Linked DNA regions of Homo sapiens: region 1 is linked to region 2. Evidence: chromatin contacts called from ENCODE Hi-C or POLR2A ChIA-PET data. All regions are on one chromosome and are shown on one strand. The core of a region is the stretch at or near the end of the contact, and the rest is flanking DNA. Distances in the headings are between cores, read along the strand shown. Region 1 overlaps MAPK14 (mitogen-activated protein kinase 14). Region 2 overlaps PNPLA1 (patatin like domain 1, omega-hydroxyceramide transacylase).

Region 1 (3,919 bases), core at 161-2,660, 200 kb before region 2:
AATAAGGCCAGGTGAGTAAAATTGTTCAGAGATTTTAAAAATTAAAAAAAGAAAAAAGACATTAGTGAAGGAGTGCAGTAAATAGCCAACAGCTGTTTTCATTCTCCTGAAAAGTAGTGAAGTAGTGATGGCAATAATTATGAAGAAATTGAATGCCGAGTAAGAGAATGCAGTAATGGATTTAGAACCTATTAGAATGAGCCATAGGAAAAGGTATAAATGGGTTGTGATGGAGGCCAAGGACAGAGAATTCATTTGGTTAATGTCCCAGTATCTATAATAATCAGTGAAAGAACAAGAAAATCATATTAAGAAAGCAAAAGCAGACTGGGCACAGTGGCTCACATTTGTCATCACAGCACTTTGGGAGGCTGAGGCAGGAGGATCACTCGAGGCCAGGAGTTTGAGGCTGCAGGGAGTGGTGATCATGCACTGCACTCCAGCCTGGGCAACAGAGCAAGACCTTGTCTTTAAAAATAAATAAACTAATTAATTAAATTAGATAAAAAAGCGAAGACCTGACTCATTCACATTTTCCTCCAGAAATAGAATCTTTCTAACTTCTTGACAGAAAGGGGATATAATAACCTCTTTGACTAAAGGAGACAAAGACAGAAAATGTGCAGGCCAGGTATCATTCACAGAAAGAAAGGGGAAGTGGAGGATTTTTACATTTTAAGACCCAACTGGTATTCTGCTATTGCTGGTTTACTTTGTGGCCCCTTTTTGTTATTTCCCTTGGCATGAAAAGTATCATTTGTTATGTGATTTGTTAAAGGTAACTCTAAATTCTGTTATCTGTACTCCTAACAAAATAAAGAATTCCATCATCTGGTATGGATCTGTTAACGTTTCTTAAAAGGACCGCAAATCAAAGTGTATTTCCTATCCCCTTTTGGAATTTACTGGCCTCTGTCTTTGGGCTTAGGGAGCGTAAAAGGCAGCGTGGAGCACATGGCTCTAGCTCCCTCCCTGTGGCCAGCCTTAAACAGATTACTGCTAAGTCATCTGACCACTAGGGAGTTCAGTTCAGAGGACGAGCTAAAGTAGAAAAATTATTTGGGAAAGCCATGAAGTAAAATTGCTTGGCCATGGTGCTTATTAAAGATGACACTTCACCTGAATGAGGGAATTAGTAGTTAACAAGAACAGGACTAGAAAAGGGGTTTATTGAATTACATTGAATATTTTTAAAATCTCATCACTTCTGCTCTTAGTAGGAACATGATAAACAGTTCTGACATTTTAGAAGAGGGTGAGTTGTATTAACATTGATGGAACAGTTAAAAGAGAGAAGTTGTAGTACAGCTTACATATGTGCCTATACATATAGAAAATCTCATAGTTCTGCCCTTATCAGATGCTTGCAGAGTATTCTGCAGACTTCCCTCCAGCTGTTTGTTAAATGAGGTTAGTCTGTTCGCTAGTTGAAGAGACTTGTGGAGGAAATCATGTGGCATGCTTTAACACTCTCAGCAGCCTGTGACTTCTGTTTTGCCTTTGCCATTAGCCTCTAACCTTCTCCTCTTCTCCTCTTTCTTCATTTACCATTTTGTGTTTGTGGCAAGTATTTTAAATGTACCACTAACTAATGTCTTTGAAATGTGGCATTGCTTATTAACCCAGATGCCCACGTGTGTCTTAATTCGGAGGGATGGTGCCTTGGAGAACCTGTGCCGCAAAAGTTTAGTCTCTTCCTTGAATGGATATGTTGGATATTTTATTTTGTTCAAAGTTGAGTCAAAATTTTTGGAATCATCTATATTTCTCCCACAAACAGGTTTTGGCCATCAGTACTTGAAAACAGTTCTATGGCTGGCATCCTGGATCAAGGGGCAGTCTGTTTCCAGGGAACCTAAAATATTTAACAGTAAAGATGATGCTAAAACCAAAGAAAAGTAATTTTTCTTATCTGCATGGCCAGTCACTGGCTACGTGCCTAGTTACTCATGTCATTCACAGAAGTGTACTGTAGCATGCAGCTGTGGGCTCTCGGGTAGGGGGAATGGAGGGTAGGTTTTTTTGTCTGTTTGGGGGTGGCTTTTTGACCTTTTTAAAAACTTGAGTTGAAAATTATTTTTTGCACTGTATGTTTAACAATGCCCTTGACTAGGCATCTAAGATATTAACCAGCTTCAGCAGATTATGCGTCTGACAGGAACACCCCCCGCTTATCTCATTAACAGGATGCCAAGCCATGAGGTGAGAACAAAGAGACTGTACAGGGATGTCGCACTGAGAAGCCACATTCTCATTTTATTGCCACCGTATAACCAACAGTTCTTAACATCACTGGATGCTTGCATGTGCCTTGAGGCCTGCCTATGTGCTATTGCAAGATGTTGACTTTTGGGATAAAATGTCATCCAGTCCTGTGAGATTGGGAATATAATTAGTAAGCTTGTAAATGGAAAATTGTTATTTTTATATTTGGTTGTGTGAATTTAGTGCTTGTGAGGCGGTTTCTTTCTAGGTGCTCTGCCTGTAGCTAGGGTGTGCTACTATCGTGACCTTTATCAGAAGGGTAGTTAACTGAAGTCCATTAGCATGCTTTCCAATTCATCCATTTTTTTAATGACCAAAAGAGGATTCTTTATTTAAAAACAAAACTGAAATATCCAATACTAATATGTACTATATTTAAAAGAAAATACACAAATAATATAGAATAAATACAAACACTTTGGTACAGTTAGGTACCTTCTTTATTAATTATTAACTACTTAGTCTAACTCTTGTTTTATTATCAGAGATGATTGGGGCACTTCTTTCTTTGTAAGATACCCTTAATATTTTGGGGAACCAGGTTGGCATCACAGAGGGCCCTTCCCAGCAGCTTTGTTTCTACTTCAGCTATATTCAGGTCGTCTTTTGATTTATCTTTATTAAAGGGATGACTGTTCTCTGAATGAGATAGTTCTCTCTTACCTGTTTTCCCTTCCTCTTTTTATTTACATGTTCAAGTAGAAAGGGATTACAGCCATTTATGTATTCAATTCCTAAAACTTTCTTTTCAAATCAGAAAGATTCTCAATTGCTTTTCAAAGCAGACCTTTCCTCCTGACTCCACATGCAATAATTAAGAAGCGGAAGGCTGGGTGTGGTGGCGTGCACCTGCAACCTCAGCACTTTGGAAGGCTGAGATGGGAGGATCAGTTGAGCCCAGGAGTTTGAGACCATCCTGGGCAACACAGCAATACTGCAGCTCTACAAAAAAATTTAAAAATTAGGGCATGATAGCACATGCCTGTAGTCCCAGCTACTTGGGAAGCTGAGGCAGGAGGGTTGCTTGAGTCAGGAGTTAGAGGCCATAGTGAGCTGTGATTGTGCCAGTGACCTCCAGCCTAGGCAACAGAGCAGAGACTGTGTCTCTAAAAAAATTTTTTTAATAAATAAAGAAGGTGAACTTGCCCAAGCAACCAGATTTTTTTTTTTTTAAGACAGGATCTTAACTCTGTCACCCCAGCTGGAGTGCAGTGGCACGATCTTAGCTCACTGGAACCTCCACCTCCTGGGCTCAAGCTTCCTGGGCTCCATCTCCCTGCTCAAGCGATCCTGTTACCTCAGTCTCCCAAGTAGCTGGGACCACAGGCATGCGTCACCACACCTGGCTAATTTTTTGTATTTTTGGAGACAAGTTTTCACCATGTTACCCAGGCTGGTCTCAAAGTCCTGGGCTCAAGCGATCTGCCCACCTTGGCCTCCCAAAGTGCTGGGATTACAGGCGTGAGTCACCGTGCCTGGGCAACCAGAACTTTTTATAAACTTGTGTGTGTATGTGTAAACATAAATATACATACATACTTTTACTGTTGGACTGTATTAAAACAGGAGTTTTAAAGAGGTGGTTAAGATAGACAGCAGACTTTGCTTCTGAAGGTGATAGTGGGATAGCAGATAATGTTTCTTGAACTGTCAC
Region 2 (4,344 bases), core at 1,247-3,746:
TCACTGCAAGCTCCACCTCCTGGGTTCACACCATTCTCCTGCCTCAGTCTCCCGAGTAGCTGGGACTACAGGCGCCCGCTACCACGCCCAGCTAATTTTTTGCATTTTTAGTAGAGACGGGGTTTCGCCATGTTGGCCAGGATGGTCTCGATCTCTTGACCTCGTGATCCACCCGCCTCGGCCTCCCAAAGTGCTGGGATTACAGGCGTGAGCCACTGCGCCCGGCCAACTTTTGGTATTTTTAATTAATGCTCAGAATTTTTCATTTTAGCCCTTCTAACAGGTGCATGTCGGTAACTTATTGTGGTTTTAATCAGTATTCCTCTAATGACTAATGACTTTGAGCATCTTTTCATTTGTCTATTTGCCTCCCATAGATCTTCTTTGGTGAAGCATTCGTTCCACTCTTTTGTACATTTCTCACCTAGACTCTTAATAAGCTTTGTTTTTTTAGGGTAGTTTTAGATTTATGGATAACTTGTGAAAATAATACAGGGTGTTTGTCTCACATCTGTTAGACGTTACAGAATGATACATATATAACACGGTATTCAGTCCAGTACATTTGTTACAACTCATGAACCAATCTTGACATATTATTAACTAAGAGCCATTGCTTATTCAGATTTTCTCAGTTTTTACCTAATTTCTTTTTCTGTTCCAGGACCCCCCACCCAGGGATCACATTACATTTTGTTGTCACGTCTCCTCAGTTTCCTCTTGCCTATAACAGTTTCTCAGACTTTTCTTATTCTTGTGTGTGTGTGTGTGTGAGAGAGAGAGAGAGAGAGAGAGAGAGAGAGAGAGAGACAGAGTCTTGCTGTGTCACCCAGGCTGGAGTGCAGTGGTGCAATCTTGGCTCACTGCAAGCTCCACCTCCCGGGTTCATGCCATTCTCCTGCCTCAGCCTCCCGAGTAGCTGGGGCTACAGGTGCATGCCACTACCCCCGGCTAATTTTTTGTATTTTTAGTAGAGATGGGGTTTCACCGTGTTAGCCAGGATGGTCTCAATCTCCTGACCTCATAATCCGCCCGCCTCGGCCTCCCAAAGTGCTGGGATTACAGAGACTTTTCTTATTCTTGATGACCTTGACAGAGTTGACTATCGGTCAGGTATTTTGTAGAACGTCCCTCAGTTGGGGTTTGTCTGATGTTTTTCTCAAGATTAAGCTGGGGTTTTGAGTTCTGGGGAGGAGACCACAGAGGTAAGGTGCTATTCACATCACGTTACCTCATGGGCACGTGCTGCCAACATGACGTATCCCTGCTGATGTTGACCATGACCGCCTGGCCGAGGTAGTGTCCATCGGGTTTCTCCATTGTGAAGTACTCTTTCTCCCTCTATCCTTACTGCAGTTTTTGGAAGAAAGTCACTGTGCACAGCTCATATTTAAGGAGTGAGAAGTTATGCTCCACTTCCTAAAGGGTCAAGCATCTACATAAATTACTAAGAATTCTTCTGCAGGGGAGCTTTCTCTCTTCTCCCTGATTTACTTACCTACGTAATATATGTTTATATCAGTATGGATTCATGGTTATGTTATACTTTGGGTTATTATTCAATACTACTTTATTGTGTTCTTCAAATTGTTCCAGCTTTGGCCATTGGGAGCCCTTTCAGTTGGCTCTTTCACACATTTTAAAAACTGAATTGTTTGTTTTCTTATTTAAGGGCTGTTATGTGGCCTAGATAAACGCCATCCCCCCGCCCCCCCACCCACCCACTATTTTTGAGACAGGTTCTCACTCTGTCACCCAAGCTGGAGCGTAGTGGCACGATCATGGCTCACTGAAGCTTCAGCTTCCCAGGCTCAGGCAACCCTTTCACCTTTCTCAATGAGTCTTACAGCCACAGTGACCTTCTCAGAACCAGCCTCAGCTGATTACCTCCCCTGCCTAAAAGTCATGCTACAATAATGCTTGCCATGAAAACTAAGGATCCTAGCTGCTGCCTACAGCCCTGACATGGTCCGGCCCCTGCCGCCTCCTCAGCCTCCTCCCCCAGCACAGTACCCCCGCCCCACACTGACCTTTCAGGCCCCCGACCACCTGGTGTGTCCTCAAACTTTGTGGCCTTTGTGTGTGCTGTTCCCTCTGCTGAAACACCCTCACCACCCCGCCCTGACCATCCTGGGCCACGTACCCTTCAGATCTCTACTCACTGCCAATCCCTCAGATGACCTGCCCTCTCTCACAGCACCACATTCCTCTCTTCCTGCACTTGCCTCAGTTGAAACTCTAGATAATTTGGGTGGGCAACGCCTGCTTCCCCACACTACACCGTAAGTGCCAGAAACCATCACGTTTGTTTTCACTCACTGTAAATTCAAGTAAGTACAGAAAGACCTTTGAAAAGCACTGTTCCTGTTTAGGAAAATAACTCAAGAAACCATTTTTGCAAAGGCCATGCTGCTGCCAGGGCTGAGTAACACCCCATGCTATTGTTTATCCTAGATGCTGTTTATCTTAATTCTTCCTCCAAGAGAGTGATTTTCCCCCGGGTGGAAGTGTACTGCCAGATAGAACTCGCCCTTGGCAATGAGTGCCCTGAACGCAGTCAACCAAGCCTTCGAGCACGGCAGGCCAGTCTGGAAGGAGCCACACAACCTCACAAGGAGTGGGTTCCCAAAGGGGATGGAAGGGGCAGCCATGGTCCGCCTGTGTCCCAACCTGTGCAGACACTTGAATTCACATGCGAGTCACCTGTTTCAGCACCAGTCTCTCCACTTGAGCAGCCACCTGCACAGCCACTGGCCTCTTCAACTCCACTTTCTCTAAGTGGCATGCCACCTGTATCATTCCCAGCTGTGCACAAGCCACCCAGCTCCACACCTGGTTCATCACTGCCCACCCCACCACCTGGACTGTCACCTCTGTCACCTCAGCAGCAGGTACAACCGTCTGGATCACCAGCCAGATCCCTACACTCTCAGGCACCCACTTCACCCAGGCCATCCCTGGGGCCTTCAACTGTGGGGGCACCTCAAACACTGCCCCGAAGTTCTCTTTCAGCCTTCCCTGCTCAGCCACCTGTGGAGGAACTAGGCCAAGAACAGCCCCAAGGTATGGACCCTTCTGGCTTGTTATGACTTTCTCATGCCTGGAGCCCCTTGGCAAGCGAGCAAGGACACCAGGGCTGATAACCGCTTCTTTAGGGGTGCGTGGCTGAAGTTAGCAGTGAGCTTTAGCATCTCTGTCCATTATGAGGACAGTCCGCCACAAGGGGGCAGTGTAATAGACATTGGTTCATTTCCCTTGGTGCAGTGCTTCTCAAAGTGCGATCCCCCTACCGGCAGCAAAAGCATCACCTGGGAACTTGCTAGAAATTACAGTTCTCAGGTCCTACTGCAGACCTACTAAATTACCAACTTTGGAGGTGCGGCCCAGCTGCCTTTTTTACAAGCCCTCCAGGTGATTTTTTGCCTGCTCACATTTGAGACCGCTGGGCCAGTAGATTTTTACTGTGAAACCTGCTGTGCTGGGCGTGCTACTCAAAGAGTGGTCCGCAGACCAACCCAGCCCTCAACTGTGTGTTACTAGCCCACCACGGAGGGTGTGCAGAAATTAAGAGTAATCATTTAGAAACGTTTATAGCACTAAGGTATTTCCACAACATCCCGGAGCTTGACCATTTTTTACTAATTCATTTGCATTGTATTTCACAAAATTACTAGTTTGTTATAGACTACAAAGAAATTTTTTTTTTTAGATGGAATCTCGCTCTGTCGCCCAGGCTAGAGTGCAGTGGCGTGATCTTGGCTCACTGCCAGTTCTGCCTCCCGGGTTCACGCCATTCTTCTGCCTCAGCCTCCCGAGTAGCTGGGACTACAGATGCCCGCCACCACGCCTGGCTAATTTTTTGTATTTTTAGTAAAGACAGGTTTCACTGTGTTAGCCAGGATGGTCTCAATCTCCTGACTTTGTGATCTGCCCGCCTTGGCCTCCCAAAGTGCTGGGACTACAGGCGTGAGCCACCGCGCCCAGCCAGAAATTTTTAAAAAACTGTTTCCTTACTACTACAGACGGTTTCAGAAGCACCACTATAGGGCCTGCAAAGATAAAACGTTCTCAATTCCTTACTCAGGAAATCTCCCTTTCAGCAGAGGAGATAACAGGGATACTAACCTCAAAAATACAATCAGGGACTGGGTGTGGTCACTCACACCTGTAATTCCAGCACTTTGGGAGGCCAAAGCGGGTGGATCACCTGAGGTCAGGAGTTCAAGACCAGCCTGACCAACATGGTGAAACCCCATCTCTACTAAATACAAAAAAATCAGCCAAACTTGGTGGTGCATGCCTGTAATCCCAGCTACTTGGGAGGCTGAGGCAGGATAATCGCTT

What was found. Hi-C counts contacts between places; a loop is a spot of excess contacts on that map. ChIA-PET counts read pairs that join two places held with the same protein, here RNA polymerase II (POLR2A). Pooled maps may share reads with other maps.
Region 1: a pooled map shows a loop between it and region 2 (2.2-fold over the local background). The contact joins two enhancer-like sites. A Hi-C loop is called at or near these places in 1 of 168 maps with a recorded cell type or tissue (naive thymus-derived CD4-positive, alpha-beta T cell) and 7 of 50 pooled maps. POLR2A ChIA-PET finds 5 or more read pairs at or near these places in 1 of 52 experiments (BJ).

What each region holds. Positions count from the first base shown.
Region 1 is chr6:36,098,066-36,101,984 of GRCh38, forward strand. The region is part of intron 9 of MAPK14 (mitogen-activated protein kinase 14); the gene reads left to right. Among named protein-coding and RNA genes, the nearest start is that of MAPK13, 30 kb to the right of the region's middle. Within about 2 kb of position 1,411, at least 3 of the 41 ENCODE cell types and tissues checked have a DNase peak (open chromatin) inside an H3K27ac peak, as active enhancers do.
Region 2 is chr6:36,299,407-36,303,750 of GRCh38, forward strand. It overlaps PNPLA1 (patatin like domain 1, omega-hydroxyceramide transacylase), which reads left to right. Exons shown (of 9, transcript NM_001374623.1): 6 at 2,455-3,063. Among named protein-coding and RNA genes, the nearest start is that of PNPLA1, 32 kb to the left of the region's middle. RefSeq lists an enhancer at 2,734-3,234 and a silencer at 3,103-3,152. Within about 2 kb of position 2,497, at least 4 of the 41 ENCODE cell types and tissues checked have a DNase peak (open chromatin) inside an H3K27ac peak, as active enhancers do.